Linked DNA regions of Homo sapiens: region 2 is linked to region 1. A link is a contact called in ENCODE Hi-C data. All regions are on one chromosome and are shown on one strand. The core of a region is the stretch at or near the end of the contact, and the rest is flanking DNA. Distances in the headings are between cores, read along the strand shown.

The links. Hi-C counts contacts between places; a loop is a spot of excess contacts on that map.
Region 2: a loop to region 1 is called in a map of DLD1, with 4 times the contacts of the local background. The contact joins the promoter of HTN1 here to the promoter of STATH in region 1. A Hi-C loop is called at or near these places in 2 of 168 maps with a recorded cell type or tissue (Caco-2 and DLD1) and 1 of 37 single-sample maps with no recorded cell type.

Annotation. Positions count from the first base shown.
Region 1 is chr4:69,992,143-69,997,362 of GRCh38, forward strand. It overlaps STATH (statherin), which reads left to right and starts at 3,824. Exons shown (of 6, transcript NM_003154.3): 1 at 3,824-3,883. LOC105377269 (a long non-coding RNA gene) reads left to right here. Exons shown (of 2, transcript XR_938858.2): 2 at 1,131-1,293.
Region 2 is chr4:70,047,424-70,052,230 of GRCh38, forward strand. HTN1 (histatin 1) reads left to right here and starts at 3,015. Exons shown (of 6, transcript NM_002159.4): 1 at 3,015-3,072.

The sequences.
Region 1 (5,220 bases), core at 2,574-5,073:
ACAATGTTGCTAAGCAAATAATATTCTTGTATTTAGTTTTATAGCTCTCACCCTTTCCCTTCAATAAAATGTCCAAATGTATCATTAAGTTTTCTGAAATATCCAACTCATCTTACCTTGTAGTCAGTTCCAGAAAACAATCTACTCTGAATTAAAAACTGAGCCCATTTGATCTAACCCATTTAAGCTCTCTACTTTCACTTGTTTATAAATTAATCTATACTTGACCAGATTTGTAACTCTCTGCAACATCTTGATCATTGACATGATTCTAATGTTTTTCCAGAGATATATTCCTGTTGTTCCTGGTTTTGTATTTCCTCCTTTATACTTGGAGAATTTTAAAAATTAAGATGTTCTTTTTCATGAAGATTATGATGATGAAAATTATAATAATGATAGAATCTAATATTTGCATTTGAGTCATTTTAATTTACAATGTGATTTTTATATACTCTCCTTTAAGTTTCACGTATTACTGTAACATTTTATAAATAAGAAAATTTTAGTTTAAAGACATAAAGCAAACTAAGCAACCTATAAGGTCACTGCAACATGGTAATTAACATTTCCTTCCTGATGTTTCATCCTCTTGGCTTCCACAACATACAAACAGCCGAGAAATACCTCTTCTGCTATTCTTTTCCATCACAGATTTTTTTCATAGACTTTCTATTTTCTCTTACACATTACATCAGTGCTCAGCAGGATATCTGTCCTCAGCCTATTCTCTTCTGACTCTACACATCTTGATTGTATAAGCTGTAATAATCTCATAGTTTGATTACAATCAATAAGATGATAAGTGCCCAATCTGCAACTCCATTGTTGACCTTCTTCTCCCAATTTTAGACTCATGTTTTCCTGGGTTTCTCTGTCTTAGCCTTTATCCTTGTCTGATTCACAAATTATACTGTAAACTCCTTAAGAACAAGAGTAAAGCTTCTCATGTCATGTCTCCAGAATAAACAACATTCTATCTATCTAGTAGATTATCATATGTTGTTCAGCATTTGTCAATCATATATGTCATTTTAGTAATTCAAACAGGAACATAATATAACATTTTTAGTTAAATAAATAAATATCATGGATATTGGTCATAAATGGTTTCATGTTTCCATCATAAGAGAATTGCAGAATAAGGAGAAGGAGGAGCAGCAACTGGAGCAGCAGGAAGACAAGGAGGATGAAGAGGAAGAGGAGAAGGAGACGGCAGTAAAGAAGATAGAGAAGCAAGATTGAGGAGAGCCCAGCATAAACATCACTACAAATACCCATTCATGGGTTGTATCCTTAAGCAAAAATTGTATTGCCTCACCTGTGATAAAGCAGTAGTTCTTTGTTGATGTTTCCTTTGTAACGAAAGGTCATGACATTTTCAAAGAGAACAGTGTTTGGCATAGAGGATAAGATATCTGTTTTCTTTAATTATAAAATATGAAGTCATGTTCTGGTTCATCAGTCTTCTAAATTGGTCTGCTCTTCCTGGAGGGTGGGACCATAACTAACACGAGAAGGTCACTCCTTTGTTTCTAGTCTGCTATCCTTGTTTGACCTATCATACATAATCCCCACACTTCCTAACTTGGGGAAGCAGAAAATGATGGGTGGACTAATGCCTACATGTTGGTATTCCAACATAACATGTAGATGAGTTAAGTTTAACTGTAATTTTAAAGTGTGTATATTAAGATGTATCAATATTTCTTACCATGTAGTTTGCTGTTTGTTAGTGCCTTTGGGCTATTAGTTTGCTTTATGTTCACTAGAACATGAATACCTTAGATCTACTAGAACAGTACCTAGTATTGTTGGATAAATGAAGTGGTGAAGAAAACCAGAGGTAAGAAAGGAGAAGAGAGGGAGAAGAAAGAAAGAAGAAAAGAAGAAAATCATTTGACTTTCCCCAAGTAATCGAAGCAGTTTATTTTTAAAATCAGATATAGTTCAGTAGTTACTGAACCATGGGCCAGGCACAATGGCTCATGACTGCAATCCCAGCACTACTTGGAGGCTAAGGCAGAAGGATTTTTGTGGTCAAAAGTTCAAGACCAGCATGGGCAACATAGCAAGACCAAGTCTCCACCAAAAACAATTTAAATTAAATTAACCAAGAGTGATAACACATGTCTGTAGTCCCAGCTAAACATGAGGCTGAGGTTGTAGGACCACTTGAGCCCAGGAGTTCCAGGCATCTGTGAACTATGATCTCACCAATGCACTCAAGACTGTGCTATGCAGCAAGACCCCATCTCTGGAAAAATAAAATAGTTACTGAACCCTATGTAACTTTTTTCCACTCAGAATGTAAAGAGATTGTGTTTGTTTTACACATGAGAAGAAACTTTGTATCTATAATGCTTATAAATCTCATGACAAAAGAATAAGAATAATATCTATCTAATTTAATTTGAATTATTTATTTGCCTTAAGAAATGATTTATATTTTCTTGTATATTACCCAGAGAGTAATCATAATTTCCAGTAAGGCTGTTCCAATACAGCATAAAAATTTACCTAATAAATACTTCCTTAAAAAATCTGATACAAAATTAAACCACAAATTATCTTTACTGGTTAAAGCCTAAGGATAACTAATGCATTCAAGAGACAAATATGTGGTTGTTTTTTTTTTTATGTTTTTGTGGAGATACGGGTCTCACTATGTTGCCTAGGCTATTCTTGAACTTCTATGCTCAAGCAATCCTCCTGCCTCGGCCTCCCAAAGTGCTGGGATTACAGACATGAGCCACTGAGACCAGCCTTGTTTCAAACTTCACAGTACCCAAAGAATCACCTGGAGATAATGTTAAAATGCAAACGCCTTAGGACAACCCCAAGATTCTGACTCAGCAAGTTTGCGAAGGTGGACTAAGAATTTACATTTCCACAGGCTCCAGCTGATGCTGTCTGTGATGTTCCCATATGGCACACTCTGAGGAACAATGCACTAGGCTGTATAACTTACCTCAACTTTATATATAAGTTTTTGATATTCGTTTCTTAGTACATTGAGTTATCCAACCAGCAGTGAGTAGGGTAATTTTTACACAAATTTTCCTAGGAATGTAATGAAAACATTTTTTCCTTCACTCTAGTGTAATCATGTCAACACATGGCTGCTATGGAAAAATATGTAGCCTTAAAAACTCCAGGAAATTAAATTGAATTTCCAAATACATATATTCAGTCATATGTGAGATATGTATCAGTGAGCACTTAGAGTCATTTCACCATAAATATAATAATTTTTTATCATATAGTACCCAAAAGATTACTGAATTTGGCAAATGTTTACGTTCACTTTGTAACTTAAAATATTCTAAAGTCAATAGAAGATGGTAAAAGTATGAGATAAATAATGATTTGAAGAAAAACTCTTGAAGTATATGAAGACTGTAATTTTATTATGCCAGTTACCACGAGTTATCAGAGAACATGTAAAATCTTGATAACATGGTAAGTATTATTTGTGTCATAGAGTTGTTCCACCTTGGACACATACTTGTGGAAACATCTTTATCACTGCAATTATTTCTATGCCTGGTTTCCTCCAGCATGCTTTTCTGTCATCTGACTCACTCAGCGCTAGACTAACAGTGGGATTAACATGCAGTGGGTACAGTTGTTTCCTGGTTACTTTGTCTTCACAATCATCTATTGCAAAATCACTTTGTTACGGTTATTTTTATCATTTGTAGAGACAGATTTTGGGCATTACTTTTAGTTTCCATAATGTGATCTCATAATTGCCATTATTTAACAAAAACAAATGGGGGACTTCAGAGTGTTTAAATACATTGGCCCTCTAGGGTAGCACATCATCTCTTGAAGCTTCACTTCAACTTCACTACTTCTGTAGTCTCATCTTGAGTAAAAGGTAATATGTTCATGTATAATCGAATATGTTGTCTTAATCTAGAGTGTTGCTTCCTAAAATCTTTTGAAAACTAATTATAAAAATGTGTATTTATGTAATGATAATTTCTCATAAAGAAACAATTGAGAGAAATGATGACCTTCTTAGGATCTGAAGGTAAGTTGAGAATCTGAATAACTATACATTGAAATCAGCAATCATCATGCAAAGTAAATAATGTGGAATATGGAGACATATTCCAACTTCTCTCCTGATGGAACTTCTGAAAAGCTTTTTATTTCCTTGTCTACGTACTGGCATCTACTCTGCTACTTACTACTTTTACCTTTATTCGAAGTTCATATTTTAAGAAAATAGCATACGTTCTCTTTTTTGCAAATGTATATATTGTTTCACAAGTTTAACTTTTAAAAATTTACTTTTTTCCCATAAGTAAACATTTCTCACTACCTTTTCATTGACCTTTCCATCATTTTAAACAGTTATGTCATTCTGCATAATAAAAAATGTTGTATAACAGTCATGCTTTACTGCCTTACTGTTTTATATTACTTAAGTTGTTTTCATTCAGTTGTGATATGGCAGAAAACAAAGATTTTACTATTTCATATTTTTATTATTTTTCATTGGGGAAATATTTTTTTAAAACCATGACATATATATTTATATATCTATGTCTATATATCCATCTTTCAGTTTATCAAGGTTAGTAAAACAAAACTACTCTTCTATGAGCATTTTTTGATTCCATACTTTCAATAAAATTTACAGGTATAAAATACACTAAAGTTTTTATGCTTTTTGCATCATAAAATGACTGATGGGTAGGTTTATCTATCAGGTGATAGAAAAACCCCAAAGTACATATTATTTTTACACTTACTCTAATACCAGAAATTTCCTTTTTTTTTTTTTTTTTTTTTTAATTTGAGACAGAGTTTCGCTCTTGTTGCCCAGGCTGGAGTGCAATGGTGCAATCTCGGCTCACCGCAACCTCCACCTCCCGGGCTCAAGTGATTCTCCTGCCTCAGCTTCCTAAGTAGCTGGGATTATAGGCACTCACCACCATGCCCAGCTAAATTTTTATTATTATTATTTTTAGTAGAGACGGGGTTTCTCCATGTTGGTCAGGCTGGTCTTGAACTCCTGACCACAGGTGATCTGCCCACCTTGGCCTTCCAAAGTGCTGTGATTACAGGCATGAGCCACCACACCCGGCCAGAAATTTCAGTTTGAATAACTGAGGCAAATCAGTGAATAAGTAACAAAGCAAATGCCATAAATCATGAGTTCTGCTTTATGTTTTGGAGATTTGGGGTTATTAATAACAGTAATTT
Region 2 (4,807 bases), core at 1,765-4,264, 54 kb after region 1:
GGGTACATGTGCACAACGTGCAGGTTTGTTATATATGTATACATGTGCCATGTTGGTGTGCTGCACCCATTAACTTGTCATTTAGCATTAGGTATATCTCCTAATGCTATCCCTCCCCACTACTCCCACCCCACAATAGTCCCCGATGTGTGATGTTCCCCTTCCTGTGTCCATGTGTTCTCATTGTTCAATTCCCACCTATGAGTGAGAACATGCAGTATTTTCATCACAGGAGATTCGGAGAATAAGGAGGAGGAGGAGAAGCAGAAAATGGAGGAAGAGGAGCCCAGAGAAGAAGAGGAGAAAGAGGAGGAGGGGGAGAAGCAGAAGAAGGTGAAGAAGGAGGATAAAAACCCAGCATAAATATCACTATAAAAACCCATTCATGGATTGTATCCATAAGCAACCAGTGTATTGCCACAACTGTGATAAGACAGTGGCTCTTTGTTGATACTTCCCTTGTAATTGAAAGGCATGGCCTTTTCAAAGAACATGATGTTTGCTTATAGAAGACAAGATATCTGTTTTACTTAATTATAAAATATGAAGCCATGTTCTGGTCCATCAGTCTTCTAAAATGGCTTACTGTTCCTGGAGGGTGAGACCATCCCTAGCATGAGAAGGTCACTACTGTATTTCTATGCCACCATGCTTGTTCCACCTGTCATACATAATCACCACACTTCCTAACTTGGAGAAGCAGAAAATCATGGGTGAAATAATGCCTACATTTTGGTGTTCCAACATAAAGTGTATATGCTTTAGGTTTAATTGTAGTTTTTAAATGAGTATATTGACATCTGCCATATCTTACCTGTTAGTTTGCTGTTTGGTAGTGTGCTTTTGGACTATTAGTTTGCTTTTTGTGCACTAGAACATGAATATCTTAGATCCACTGGAACTGTACCTAATATTGTTAGAAAAACGAACTAGGGAAGAAATGAGAGGAGGCAGAGAAGAAAAGAAGAAAGGAAGGAAACCGCTTGACATTTTGTAATTAATTAAAGCAGGGTATATTTTTTAAATCAGACATAGTTCAGTAGTTACTGAACCATGAGATGGTGCAGTGGCTCATGACTGTAATCCCAGCACTCTGGAAGGCTTAGGCACGAGGACCACCTGAAATCAAAAGTTCAAGAACAATGTTGACAAAATTGTGAAACCCATCTCTATAAAAAATAAAATTAAAAATTTAGGCTGGTGCAGTCGTGCGTACCTGTGTCTCTAGCTACTTAGGAGTATGAGGGGAGGTTTGCTTGAGCCCTGTAGTTCCAGACTGCAGTTAGCTATGATTGCACCACTGCACTCCAGCCTGGGTGATGAATGCAGCCTATGTACCTATTAAAAAAAAATAGTCACTGAATCCTATGTAACTTTGTTTCATTGAGAATGTAAAGAGAATGGGTTTGTTTTGTGCCAGAGAAGAGACCTTATATCTCTGATGCTTAGAAATTTCATGCCAAAAGAACAATTTAAATCTAATATACTTGAATTACATATTTGCCTAAATAAATAATTTACATTTTTGTATATTACCTATAGAATACCATAATTTCTAATAGGACTGTTCAAATTAGCATAGATGATTTATCTAAGAAATATTTCCTTTAAAAACTCACACACAAATTCATTTTATTTTATTTTATTTTACTTTCCTATTTTACTTTAAGTTCTGGGATACGTGTGCAGAACATGCAGATTTGTTGCATTGGTAAACGTGTGCCATGGTGGTTTGCTGCACCTATCAACCCATCATCTAGGTTTTAAGCCCCACATGCATTAGCTATTTGCCCTGATGCTCTCCCTCCCTTCCCCACCACCAGGCCCTGGTGGGCGTTGTTTCCTTCCCTGAATCAGACACAAATTTAAAACACAATTTCTAATTAGTGGGATCAAGCTAAAGACCATGCGTTTATAAATCTCTTAAGTAGTTTTTCTATCTTTAAAGTACACAAAGAGTTTCCTGGACATGTTCTTAAAATTCCGGTTCCAGGTGTACACCACAAGATTCTGACTCAGTAAGTTTGGAAAAGTAGAATAAGAATCTGCATTTCAACAGCTACTAGCTGATGCTGATCATGATGGTCGCATGTGGCACCCTCTGAGGAACAATGGACTGGGCTGTATAACTTATCTGAACTTTAGAAAAGAGTTTTTAATACTCAGTTCTTAGCACATCAAATTCTCCAACCGGTAGAGAGTAGGTGAATGCTTATACATGTTTGCCTATGAATTAAATTAAAATTCTGTTTTTCTCTTTCTGTCTAATATAGTTATTTCAACAAATGGCCTCTATAAATATATATGAACCTCAGAAAACTCCAGGGAAGTAAATTCAAATTTCTAAACATAAGAAATCAGTTTTATGTGAGAGATATGTGACCAAGCACCTAGAATCTTTTGACATTAAATATGAGAATGTTTTTATCATATGATATCCAAAAGATGATTGAATTTTGGCAAATGTTTACATTCACTTTATTACTTAAAACACTCAAAGTCAATGTAAAGGTAAAAATACAAGATAAATAATGATTTGTAGGAAAACTTTTGAAGTATAGAATGACTCCAATTTTATTATGCCAATTATCACTATTTACTAGAGAATGTGTAAAATTTTGATAACATGGTAAGTATTATTTTTGACATAGCGTTGTTCCATCTTGGACATATATTTGTTGAAAAGTAGTAGATGGTATTCTACAGAAACATCTTTATCACTGCAATCATTTCTATGCCTGGTTTCCTCCAGCGTGCTTTTCCGTTGTCTGACTCACTCAGGGCTAGACTAACACTGGGATTAGCATGTGATGGGTCCATTCGCTTTCCGGTTGCTTTGTCTTCACAATGATCTATTGTAAAATCACCTGGTTAAGTTTATTTTTAGAATTTGTAGAGACAGATTTTGGGCATTACTTTCCGTCTCAATCATATGATCTCCTAATTGATGCTATTTAGAAAAACAAAAGGGAGATTTCAACGTGTTTAAATACATCAGCCATATAGAAAAGGACATCTCTTGAGACTTCACTTCAGCTTCACTGACTTCTTGACTCTCCTCTTGAGTAAAAGGTAATATGTTCAAGTACAATCTAATATTATATATTAGCATAAGCTTTTGTTTGCTAAAATCAATAGTAACCCACTTATGAAAATGTATATTATCTATTTAAATCTAGTTTACTTGAATTGCGTATTTGCCTAAATAAATAATTTACATTTTTGTATATTACCTATAGAATACCATAATTTCTAATAGGACTGTTCAAATTAGCATAGATGATTTATCTAATAAATATTTCCTTTAAAAACTCACACACAAATTCATTTTATTTTATTTTATTTTACTTTCTTATTTTACTTTAAGTTCTGGGATACGTGTGCAGGACATGCAGATTTGTTGCATTGGTAAACGTGTGCCATGGTGGTTTGCTGCACCTATCAACCCATCATCTAGGTTTTAAGCCCCGCATGCATTAGTTATTTGCCCTGATGCTGTAATGTGTACAATTTTGTACTCGGGATCTGAAGATGACTTCCAGATCTCAATTCCTATGAATTAACACCAGCAATCATCACGCAAAGTAAATTATGTGGAATATGGCAATGTATTACATCCTCTCTGATGGTGGGACCTCAATTAACTCTTTTTATTTCCTTGTCTAGATACCTAATATCTACTTTCTTAATTATTAATTCTACATTTAACTTAAACCAGGAGTTCAAATTTTACAAGAAGATACTGATAAATTCTCTCTTGGTAAATATATTATTATAAAGGTTTATTTTTAAAAATTTACTTTCTTCTTAATAGGAAACTATTTTATTACTTTTTTATTGACCTTTCCATCATTTAAAACAGTGCTGTTATAATGCAAAGCATATACTGTATAAGAGTTAGTCATCTCAATCTTACTAATTTGTTTAACTCATTTTCATTCATTTGTGTTATGGCAGAAAAGAAAGAGTTTACTGTTCCAAATTTTTATTGATGTGTTACTTGGGAAATATGTTTTTCATAACCATTAATTGTATATTGATTATCTATGTTCGTTTATCTATCAGTTTATGTGTTAGTAAAAGAAGACCAATTTCTTAGAACCCTTTTTTATTTTGTACTTGCAACAGAATTGACAATCATTAACAACAGTAAAATTCTCATGCCTTTTGTATCATAAAAAGAGTTGTAGTAGGATTTATATATTAGGTAATAGAAAAACTTCAAAATACATAATTTTTATAGTTAGTCCTATAGTAGAAGTTTCCATTTAATTGAGTGAAGCAAAATAAACGAATAAATAATATGGTAAATGCCATAAATCTTGGGTTCTGCTTTTCATGATAGAGATGTAGGGCTGTTTAAGAGCAGGACATTTTATTATAATTAGATGAAAAATGTTACTGTAATGTTATATCACAAATGACAGGAAAGAGAGATTAGAAAAAAATTTTTAAATTACCTATTAATGAATTACTTTATAACTGCAATTAACAGCCAAAAATGCCATGTAACTGTAAGTCTTGTGGTAATTGTATTTTCCAATGGAAATGCTTTTATTTACGTTTGTAATTTAGAAATAAGTAACCTGCTATACTTTTTTATATCTGCAAAGGAACTGGATACACTTGCATATACATAATTATAAAAGCATATCAGAGTCCCAGATGAGGCTAACTTTGTTGAATAATATTATTTGAAATATTGAATAATCTTCACCAGTTCAACTTCTCAAAGTAGATACAATCATTTTCCCTGTGAATTCTCTTCATTTTATTTTTCGCTACCCAATATCACTAATGTTCTAAT